2 separate regions of the Homo sapiens genome follow, and region 1 is linked to region 2. Evidence: chromatin contacts called from ENCODE Hi-C data. All regions are on one chromosome and are shown on one strand. Each heading gives the region's core, a stretch centred on a gene start or an enhancer-like site at or near the end of the contact. The rest is flanking DNA. Distances are from core to core; before and after follow the strand shown.

Evidence for each region. Hi-C counts contacts between places; a loop is a spot of excess contacts on that map. Pooled maps may share reads with other maps.
Region 1: a pooled map shows a loop between it and region 2 (5-fold over the local background). The contact joins two enhancer-like sites. A Hi-C loop is called at or near these places in 3 of 37 single-sample maps with no recorded cell type and 4 of 50 pooled maps.

What each region holds. Positions count from the first base shown.
Region 1 is chr1:87,952,603-87,957,519 of GRCh38, reverse strand. No RefSeq gene overlaps it. Among named protein-coding and RNA genes, the nearest start is that of LINC01773, 49 kb to the right of the region's middle. Within about 2 kb of position 1,344, at least 2 of the 41 ENCODE cell types and tissues checked have a DNase peak (open chromatin) inside an H3K27ac peak, as active enhancers do.
Region 2 is chr1:87,446,778-87,451,464 of GRCh38, reverse strand. It overlaps LOC105378834 (a long non-coding RNA gene), which reads right to left. Exons shown (of 4, transcript XR_947565.3): 3 at 2,120-2,231; 4 at 1-686. Among named protein-coding and RNA genes, the nearest start is that of LINC01364, 77 kb to the right of the region's middle. RefSeq lists an enhancer at 1,493-1,872. Within about 2 kb of position 2,009, at least 12 of the 41 ENCODE cell types and tissues checked have a DNase peak (open chromatin) inside an H3K27ac peak, as active enhancers do.

The DNA.
Region 1 (4,917 bases), core at 95-2,594, 510 kb before region 2:
CTCATTTTCATCACCTGGTTAGTCTACAGTGGGAGCCAAGCCTGTACCCACAAGACTCTAAGACAAGGAAGCAACTTGTTTCGAAAATACATACATGTATGATATAAAATATCTTTTCCAACAATTGAGGAGTTTTAATTTTCTATAAGTACCATTGGCATCATGTAGGTCCAGTCTCAATTTTCCCCATAGGCAAAATATATTTTTAAAGGCCAGTCTTTCTGTAAATAACTATATTGAGAGGCAGCACAATGCTTAATAAGATACCTGTAGATGCTCACCAATGTCCTTTTTAACATGTGGAAACTGTCCAGAAAGTTTAAATGTATTGGAATAAATCAGTGGTGTAATTTCCTTTCCTCTTATTTTTGGCCATCAATAATACTAGTATATATTGTTATCCGAGCTTTGCCAACTTCAATTTTTCTCTTGAAAAGGAGAATCCTCTAAGCAAGATGTTGCTTTTAAGTGTTCTAATGTAATTTTTTCAAACATGAACCAAATGCTGGTGCCCAGCAGAGCTTGTCCACATCATGCCTGGATTCCAATTGCATAGCTTTCCTTCATTTTCATTTGTTTGCTCCTACCCTATCCAAACACATTAATTTGTGGTTCAGATAATGTATTCCATATGTTTAATTAGCCATTACATGAAATGTGGGAAGGTGGGACTTTTAAAATGCATTCTCCATTTCTCCCAGTTTCCTGACTGTTAACTCACATTCTCTGATGGTGTTTGTTTGTTTGTTTAATTATTTTCACAATAAAGAATCTGTCTCCAACAAAAGTAATTACTTCAAGTTGTAGATTTTCTTTGGATAATACAAATTTAGTTTGTTCTATACAGTTAAATTAATTCTGCCCTATCTTGTATACAACATATGTGATGTAGTCATTGCTCAATAAATAAATACTCATAATAAAATATAACTTAAATAGACTAGTATTAAGGAGTTCTCCTTTATAAAGTTTCTGGATTTCTAAAGTGCATTTCAATGTCCGTAAATTTCCAATTTTTTTCTAAGTAGTTTGCTTGGTGAAATACTAATTTATTGACAGATGTCAAATTTATCTCAAGTATGTCCTACTGATGTCAAAAAAATGACCAGCACTGCATTTGGCATATATTCAGAAATTCTTAACTCTTCCTAATTGATTAACGGTAATAACGGCCCCTGGAATGCCCCCACCGAGTCTGTAGCTAGCCTCACAGTGATTCACTATGGCGTCACTGGGAGAGATGAAGCCCAGGGCTGCAGTGGTGCCAGTTCATGCCTTTTCAGTGAGAAGGCATTCAGGTTACACAGAGTGTTAATCTGGCCACAAAATGGGAGACGGCTAAGTCTGCCTGGAATGTCTGGCTGCTGGTTGGCAGACGCAGCCCTTTTTTCACCTTGGATCTGCTGGGCTAAGGATGCTTTCATAGTAATTTTCCAATGTCTTCCTTGATCAGTGGACTGCAGCATTTTGTCATTTTGCAGATTTTGTTTTCTTCATGGGTTATTACTTCCACTGAACTGCACTTAACATCTATTAGCTTAGGTCTCCAGAAGATCAAAGTCCCTCTGTATCTGATTATTCTGCTCTTTGCAATTTGTGTCTCCCCCTCACCCTATCCCCTCCCCACCAATGCAGAAGGCTTGCACGTTTACAGATTTGGTTTCAGTGCTTTCCCCAAATCGTTTATAGACATAAAAGCATCATAAATGGGACATCGTGTCTCCGGAAAGAAAATAAGAGAGAAAAAGTGAAGACAGCAATAGTTATTCTTGTATTATTTCCATCTCAAAATGAATCTTTTAAAACTCATGTTTAAATATTTCCCTTTTTGAAATGAGATGGGTGAGGGAGTGAGGAAGAAGTACTAATGTCACAGAATTATGCTAATGTTATAGAAACAAAATTCCTGTTGAGATTTATTCTCTTTACTAAATCACTCTACCCCACTCCCACTTTTCCAAAGCCCTGTCCCATCTCCTTACATTTTAGTTTAAAATATTTGCATTGTCTTTTTTAGGAACCGGTCCACAAGGCCAACATTCCATTCATTTTATGGTTTATTGTTAAGGTAACCTTAATAAGTAGGTTCTGATGGAAGATTTTATTCCCTTTCTGAACTTTTAGTAAATGATAATCATTCTCTAAATTTGGTCTCACCGCTGTGATGTACCAAAGATCCTCTATCAAACGTCGACCCTGTCTCATCAATAGGCCAAAGCTGGCCCCATCAAGGCATTTGCACCGGCCCTAGAAAGAATATTTTTAGACGCTACATAAGAGGCCCAGTGTACATCTATCAGCAGACTTGAAGTGGGTGCTTGTAAGTTGAGACAGGTATTAGAAACTCAAACTATGTTTGGCAGCTAAAAAAAAAAAAAAAAAAAAATTAAGGAAATTGGAATCTGAAGAGAAATAAAGACCCAGAGCCTTTTTTGCAAGGATATTTCCTCATCAGAAATACTCAACACTATTCTCTATGGTGAATAAAGAAGCCAAAGCAAGAAAGGAGAGAGAGAGAAAGAGAGAGAGAGAGAGAACGTGTGAGCTACAGCAGGACTTCCCAAACCTGAATCTGTGTGCAGATCACTTAGGGACCTTGTTGAAATGAAGACTATGATCCAGCAGGTCTGGAGTGGGATCTGAGAGTCTAAAATTAAATTGCTCACCAGTGATTCAGATGCTGCTGGGCCCAAGACCACATTTCAGTAAAGAGTTAGTGTTTCCTTGTGTCCCTCCACAAATCTGACACTGCAAAAGGTCACTTCACTCCACCTGGCACACCTCAACCCCTTGTGAAACACTGGTCTCTGAAGAAGGATGATGAGGAGCCCTAGAGCAATGGCCCTTTAACTTTGCTACATATTATGATTCCTTGGGAGATTTGAAAACTCTCCATACCCAGGCCACACCCCATATATCAATTAAATCAGAATCCTTCGGAATGGGACCCAGGAATGAGTATTTTTAAAAGATTCTCCATGTGATTCCAGTGTACAACCATGTTTGAGGACCAATAGCTTAAATAAAAATAGCACAAGGAGAAAAAAAACAGCCAACATGTGTTGGCTTCTTCTATACAAATACATGGCTTTGTGAGAAATATATACATTTTTTTTCTTTAAATCATTATACTAAATCCCATTTACAGACCAGGAAAACGAGGCAGAGTTTACGTAACTTGCCCCCAGTAAGAGCTGACAGAGCTGAGATATTCTAGGATAAGACATATGATGGAGGAGTGGAGAGCCTGCTGGTTAGTTACATTTGTGTGTGAATTCAAAATTTTCTTCTGTTTGTATATTTGATTTTAGCCAACAGTTTGGTAATACCATTTAAAAATGTCAATCCTCCTTTTTTGTACTCCCCCACCCTCAAAAACCTAACACTGCCTTCCTAAATCATTCATTGCCTTTTCTCACATTTGCCATCTCTTCTCCTGGGCATGCTTAGGGTCCTAGGCTCTAGAGCTAAGGTGAGTTGTCTTCAGTTGCTGGCTCCTGGAGCTGACTTGACTCCACCCAAGTCGGTTATACTTTGTCTCACTTCAGTTCCTTTGGCCTCTCTTGCCCCTAACTGGGCAGCAGGGGGAGCTATGACTACCAAAAAAGAGCCTGTGAACTGCCCCTAAATATGATTTTCATGTCCTTCCCTAAAGGAAGTTTATCCTCACAACTCTTCACCTCAAAGCTAACGCCTACTGCCTCAAACCCCAGAGAATGGGTAAATAGCCCATCTAGGCATGCAGATAGCAGCGAAATCAGAAATCAGCAAGCTCTCATGGGGCCCAAAGATGCAGAGACAACTGAGAGGGGCCACGGCCACTCAGTAGTCAGTGTGATCAAGGTATAGTTCAGCAAAAAGACATAAATAGTAAATTGCATCTTCCTGAAGGGTGTTTCTCATTCAAGAAGGACCGAACAACTATGATAAAATGTGTAAAATACAACCATGAGCTCCCCTTTTTAACTCTGGCCAATGACTTGAATAAAAATTTTTATATCAGTCCTCAGTTTTCCCAACTTTAAGTGGGTATATGTCAGGCCAATAAATATTCATTTAACTTAGGTTGTAACTGTATTAGAGGACATACGGTTTGGTTATGAGTCAGGAATCCCCCAAACAACGTTATCATGTTTGAGGAAAATTGGAAAAATCCTAGAAAGAGAACATTCTTTTAAAATTCACAACAGGGCAGGATGCCAGTTTGCCACTAACCATAAATCCAGAGAGGCTGTTTCCCAAGCCTGAGACAATTTTCAAAATTGCTGCAGCTCAAACCCTCAGACCATGATGTTTTCTGAGGAGATCAAGGTATGTTACTACAACCACATGAAGACGTTTAAGTAGGACTGAAAGTTAAATGTACCAACTCATTTCATAAGAAATCTGGCCAGGAGCAGTGGCTCATGCCTGTAATCCCAGCACTTTGAGAGGCTGAGACGGGAGGATCACCTGAGGTCAGGAGTTTGAGACCAGCCTGGCCAACCTGGTGAAACCCCGTCTCTACTAAAAATACAGAAAGTTAGCTGGGCGTGGTGGCAGACACCTGTAATCCCAGCTACTTGGGAGGCTAAGGCAGAAGAAGTGGTTGAACCTGGGAGACGGAGGTTGCAGTGAGCTGAGATGCTGAGATTGCGCCATTGCACACCAGCCTGGGCAATAAGAGCGAAACTCCGTCTCAAAAAAAAAAAAAAAAAAAAAAAAAAAAAAGAAGAAGAAGAAGAAAAAGAAACCCTCACTCTCTCCCAACCACTCTGAATCATGCACACAGTTCATCCTCCCTCCTCAACTCTGATCTGAGAAGTCACCAGGGGCAGGGTGACGAGTATTCGATGCTATTTTTTATCCGCAATTAGAATCTCTTTAGATTTTCTGCTCTACCCTTGCTTCTGGGGCTTCATCTCTAGGAGGAACTGA
Region 2 (4,687 bases), core at 760-3,259:
CGTTGAGCCAGCTCTCCATACTTTACTTCTTGCCCTAGTGTATCTTAAAGATGTGGTTTTCCCCTTGCCTAATCCAGGAGAGCTGGATTTCATAACTAACAGGACTTTAGACTTGTGCTTCACCTTTCAGCAGGCTGCTGGGTTCCATGATGTCCCAGAGCCTGACTATGTGCTTATGATAAAAAAATAAAAAAATAAAAAAATAAACTGAAGAGGGACCCCAGGCTGCAGGAGTGAGATGGGCATGCGAAGAATTGCATTTTCTCTGGTTCCTAGGTATGCTGAAGATGGCATCCAGGAGAAACCTTCTGGCCATCCCTCAAACTGTCCCATAGCTCAGCTGGCAGCTGCGACTTAACTTACAGTGACATCAGCAACATGATGAATTCCATTGCCAGCAGCCTGGACTCCAGGAGGCGCCCCAGGCGTGGCTGATGTGCACAGGTAGGAGCCTGTCCTCTGCGTGGCCTCTGCACTGGAAGAGCTTCAGGGCCTTTTCCTCCAGGGCTGATGGGATTTGTGTTTCGCCTCTGTTTGTTTTTATGTACCTCTGTTTGGGGAAACTTTCAAGCATGCAGAGCAACATTCTGATAAATAGTGCAGTGAGGAGCTGTGCTGCATCCTGGAGCCGAAGGTCACAAGGAAGAAACCAAAACCGGTAAACTCAGGGGTGTTGTGGCCCGAATCTGTAAATCCAAACAATCTCACAGTTATGAAATGGAAAGTTTGTGGGGAAAAACAAATGCTTTGGTTATTACAGTGTTACTACATTCATAAAATATATTTCATTGGGGGGGAGTTTACACAGGGGGTAATGAGATTTTTGCTTTATACATTATTTATAACTGCTTAATCCAGGTACTGTGGGTTATTTTTTTATTCCTTCATTTTCACAGCTACAAAACACTTCAGTATTTCTAATGTATTTCTGCTTACAATACAGATGTTCTCAATTGTGTTTCTAACTACATTTCAACCGTTATGATCACGTTTATTTGTTTGTGTCAGCACACAAGCTGGGGTTGAATGTGCAACACACAATAGTAAGGCTTCAAGAAGCCTGTAAAAAGGCCTCTTGTGCTTTCATTATCAACAAATTAAAATATGCTGTGTGGCACTATCTTTATCATCAGTGGTTTTAATCTTTGGATAATTCCCCTACAGTTGGGTAGGCAGAGCGACAGCCCTCTCTCGGTGCAGAAAGGTTGCATGCCTTAAAACAGCACTTTTCAAGATGACCATTTGGAAGCAACATTTGGAGAACATTTGGGTTATGTCCTCTAACTGAATTTCCAAGCTGTTGGTAACGGACTAAAGAAAATGCAGTCTGTACTGAATACTAAGAAAGCAAGAGTGGAAGAGCCTTGAAGGTCATGTGTAAATATTGACATTTTAATTTTATTTAGTATACCAAGTTGGGGCCCTTGCATTGCTTATCTTGCCATAAAAACTCTTCACCCACTTGCACTGCCCTGCAGATTGTCAGGGAAAGATCTGATCTGAGCAGCCGTGGCTACTCTTCCTGCCATTGCTAACAAGACTGAATTTTGTTTGTGCAAAATCTGAGTCAAAGGGGTGTTCCTCCCCTCTCATCTCCATCACGGACTGATGCGCCTGATTAGATAACAGAAATTTGTGGGCTGAATGTTCATGTAGAGACATGAAAGCCAAGATGCAAAACCAGTCAGAGAAAACAGCCTCCCACTCACTCACAGAGTCAAGTCAGGTGTCTAAAACCAAAGTTATTTGGGGAACCAATAACTGGCTAATTTGGCCAGAACACCCTTCTCTGTGTCCTCAGCAGCAGCATGAGGAAGAAATACCAGCATGTCCTCAGGCCTTGTACCCTTCTTAGAAACCAGAACTCTACCTGCGGAGCTTAATCAGGGCCACATTCTGAAAGTGAGATGCAGGCGACAGCCAGGTCTCTCCACCAGCAGCAGTGGTTAGAATGCCCCACGCACTTAACAACTTCCGGGACACATTTGACTGTTGACCTAAAACAGCACTGCTTTCCTCTGCCAAAGCAAAGAGCCTGGCTCATGTAGAATAGGCCAGCAGTTTGGTAACTTGCCAGAGGCTCCTGTCTCCCTACAGTGAGGTCACCAGAATCACTTACCTCCTGAAACACAGTCGACTGAAATGAAGGTCCAGCAGAAATTAGGGGCCAGTGAGTTAAACATGGAGGAACCAGGGCCACTTCAGATGGTCTTTGGCCTAAAAGGTTTTCCCTAAGTGCAAAGAAGAAAATTGAATGTGGGAAAAAAATGATCTTTTAATGCTTCATAACTCAACTCTCTGACTTACCTCAAAAAGAGAGAAATAGTGTAAAAAGCCAACACCATTTTCTGCCCTCTACATTTGGGTTTCAAAAGGTGTTCCTCAAACAATGATCTGGCTTCCATGCCAAAATAAATGTCATGATTTACACCTCATGCTTATGTTTGCAATCCTAATCACCCTTCCCTATGCCAGCTTTATAAGTCTTGCTCAGTTCCACTATTGAAATAGTACACTTGGATTCAAACAACACTCAAAACCCTTGTTTTTTGTTTTGTTTCATTTTTAACTATTACTGAGTGGTAGGGTCAATCCCATTCAAAATTCCCAAGTAGACAAAATCTGTGTCTGTGGCCCTTCCCCTTCCCCTCACCTTCTTGGCAGCCTCCCTCCATTCCCACTGATGAACTTCCAAGCTTCCTGCAGCTCCACTAGTCCTTTTCAACCAAAGGAAAACAAAGCAGTTTCCTACATTAGCGTATCTGCCTTTGTAAAGTAGTTTAGTGTTTTGCACAAACCAAGAGAATGTTCATTTTAAAAGCAGGAAAGAAAGCCAAAGGAATGAACCATTACAGATGGAGTGTCAGACACCATGGCACCTGGATAAAATATAATTTGGGGCAGGGGAGTATATTCTCATCGTCCCTAAAGTAGATGAACCAGTCAAGTCAGTACCCATAAGGCAGGCTTGATAAATCTCAGGACCAGGCCCCTCCACCCGCAACAAACACACATACACCTCTCCATTGTGATGTTTTAGGCGCAGTGTATAGTAGCTCTGCCTATCTACCCAGAACCTAATGTATTCACCTGAAAGTAAACTAACAGAGTCTGGCTGTCCTGGTGATTCTCAAGACCCTATTGCCTCCTCACTTACCCAAAGGAAAGGAGCAGTAGTTTTTTTAAAAATTCAAGAAATCAGTTAAAAAAAATATGTTAGTGTTTCTCTGAAACATCTAAGTTAGCGTGGCACAATTCATTTTATTTATAAAGAATTTGATTAACTCTGGTTAGCCCAGATTTGCTTCAGCCTGAAGCCCAACATCTCCTTTGCAGTGTGGTATCCTTCAGTTGCTCATTACTTGAGCCAACAGAGGCGGGAGGGGAGATGGAGAAAACTGGTTTTATTTGAGCTTGTGAAAATGCCTTTTTGTCAAGTTCAATGTCATAAGTTTTCTTCCACAAGAAAGTAGAATATACTTTCTGGTGAGCAATAGTTCTTTATTGTATAGAAATGGTTCCTAATTCTCAGCAGATAGAGATTTGAGAAAACAGGGGAGTTCTCCCAAGTCACAAAGAATAATGTGATGGTCAACGTGATAGACGGTTGTACGCTTTGATAGCTAGTTTCACACTGATTTTCTGACACATGAGAGAGGAGCAGTGCCTGTTGCCCAAGGAAGGCAATCTGCTGGGAGGAGGAACACAAACATCCCCAAAGGCTACCAGGTCAACTGTCATTTTCAAAATTACCATTAAAAGTAGGCTGGTGGGCCGGGCATGGTGGCTTAAGCCTGTAATCCCAGCACTTTGGGAAGCCAAGGCGGTTGTATCACAAGGTCAGGAGTTCAAGACCAGCCTGGCCAACATGGTGAAACCCCATCTCTACTCAAAATACAAAAGTTAGCCAGGTGTGGTGGCTGGTGCCTGTGGTCCCAGCTACTCAGGAGGCTGAGGCAAGAGAATTGCTTGAGCCCGGGAAGTGGAGGAAGCAGAGAGCCAAGACTGAACCATTGCACTCCAGCCTGGGTGACACAGTGAGACTTCGACTCAAAAACAAAAACAAACAAACAAAAAATTAGCTGGGTGGTGGTAGGTGCCTGTAGACCCAGTTACCTGGGGGTTGAAGCAGGAGAATCGCTTGAACCCGGGAGGCTGCAGTGAGCCGAGATGACACCACCGTGTTCCAGCCTAGGCTGCAGAACAAGACTCCATCTCAAAAAAAAAAAAAAAAAAAAAAAAAGGAGACTGGGCAAAGTGGCTCATGCCTGTAATCCTAACACTTTGGGAGGCTAAGGTGGGAGAATCACTCGAGGTCAGGAATTTGAGACCAGCCTGGGCAACATAGTAAGACCCTGTCACTACAAAAAATAAGAAACAATTAGCCAAGCATGGTGGTGTATGCCAGTAGCCCAGAAATTCAAGGTTACAGTGAGCTATGGCACCACTACGTTCCATCCTGAGCAACAAAGACCTTGCCTGTGAAAAAAAAGAAAAGAAAAAAATTTTATTAAAAATAATAAGAATAGAAAACGTAGGCTGTGTATGCTAGATTAACAAAACATTCCCCCTACAAAAGGGTGAAATTTCAATTTTTCATGAAGTTTGAAATCTATAATCATCTGACATTATTTCCAGGCATGTAGAAAAAAATTCATTTGTCTTTTCATCTGGATTAGTTTATCTC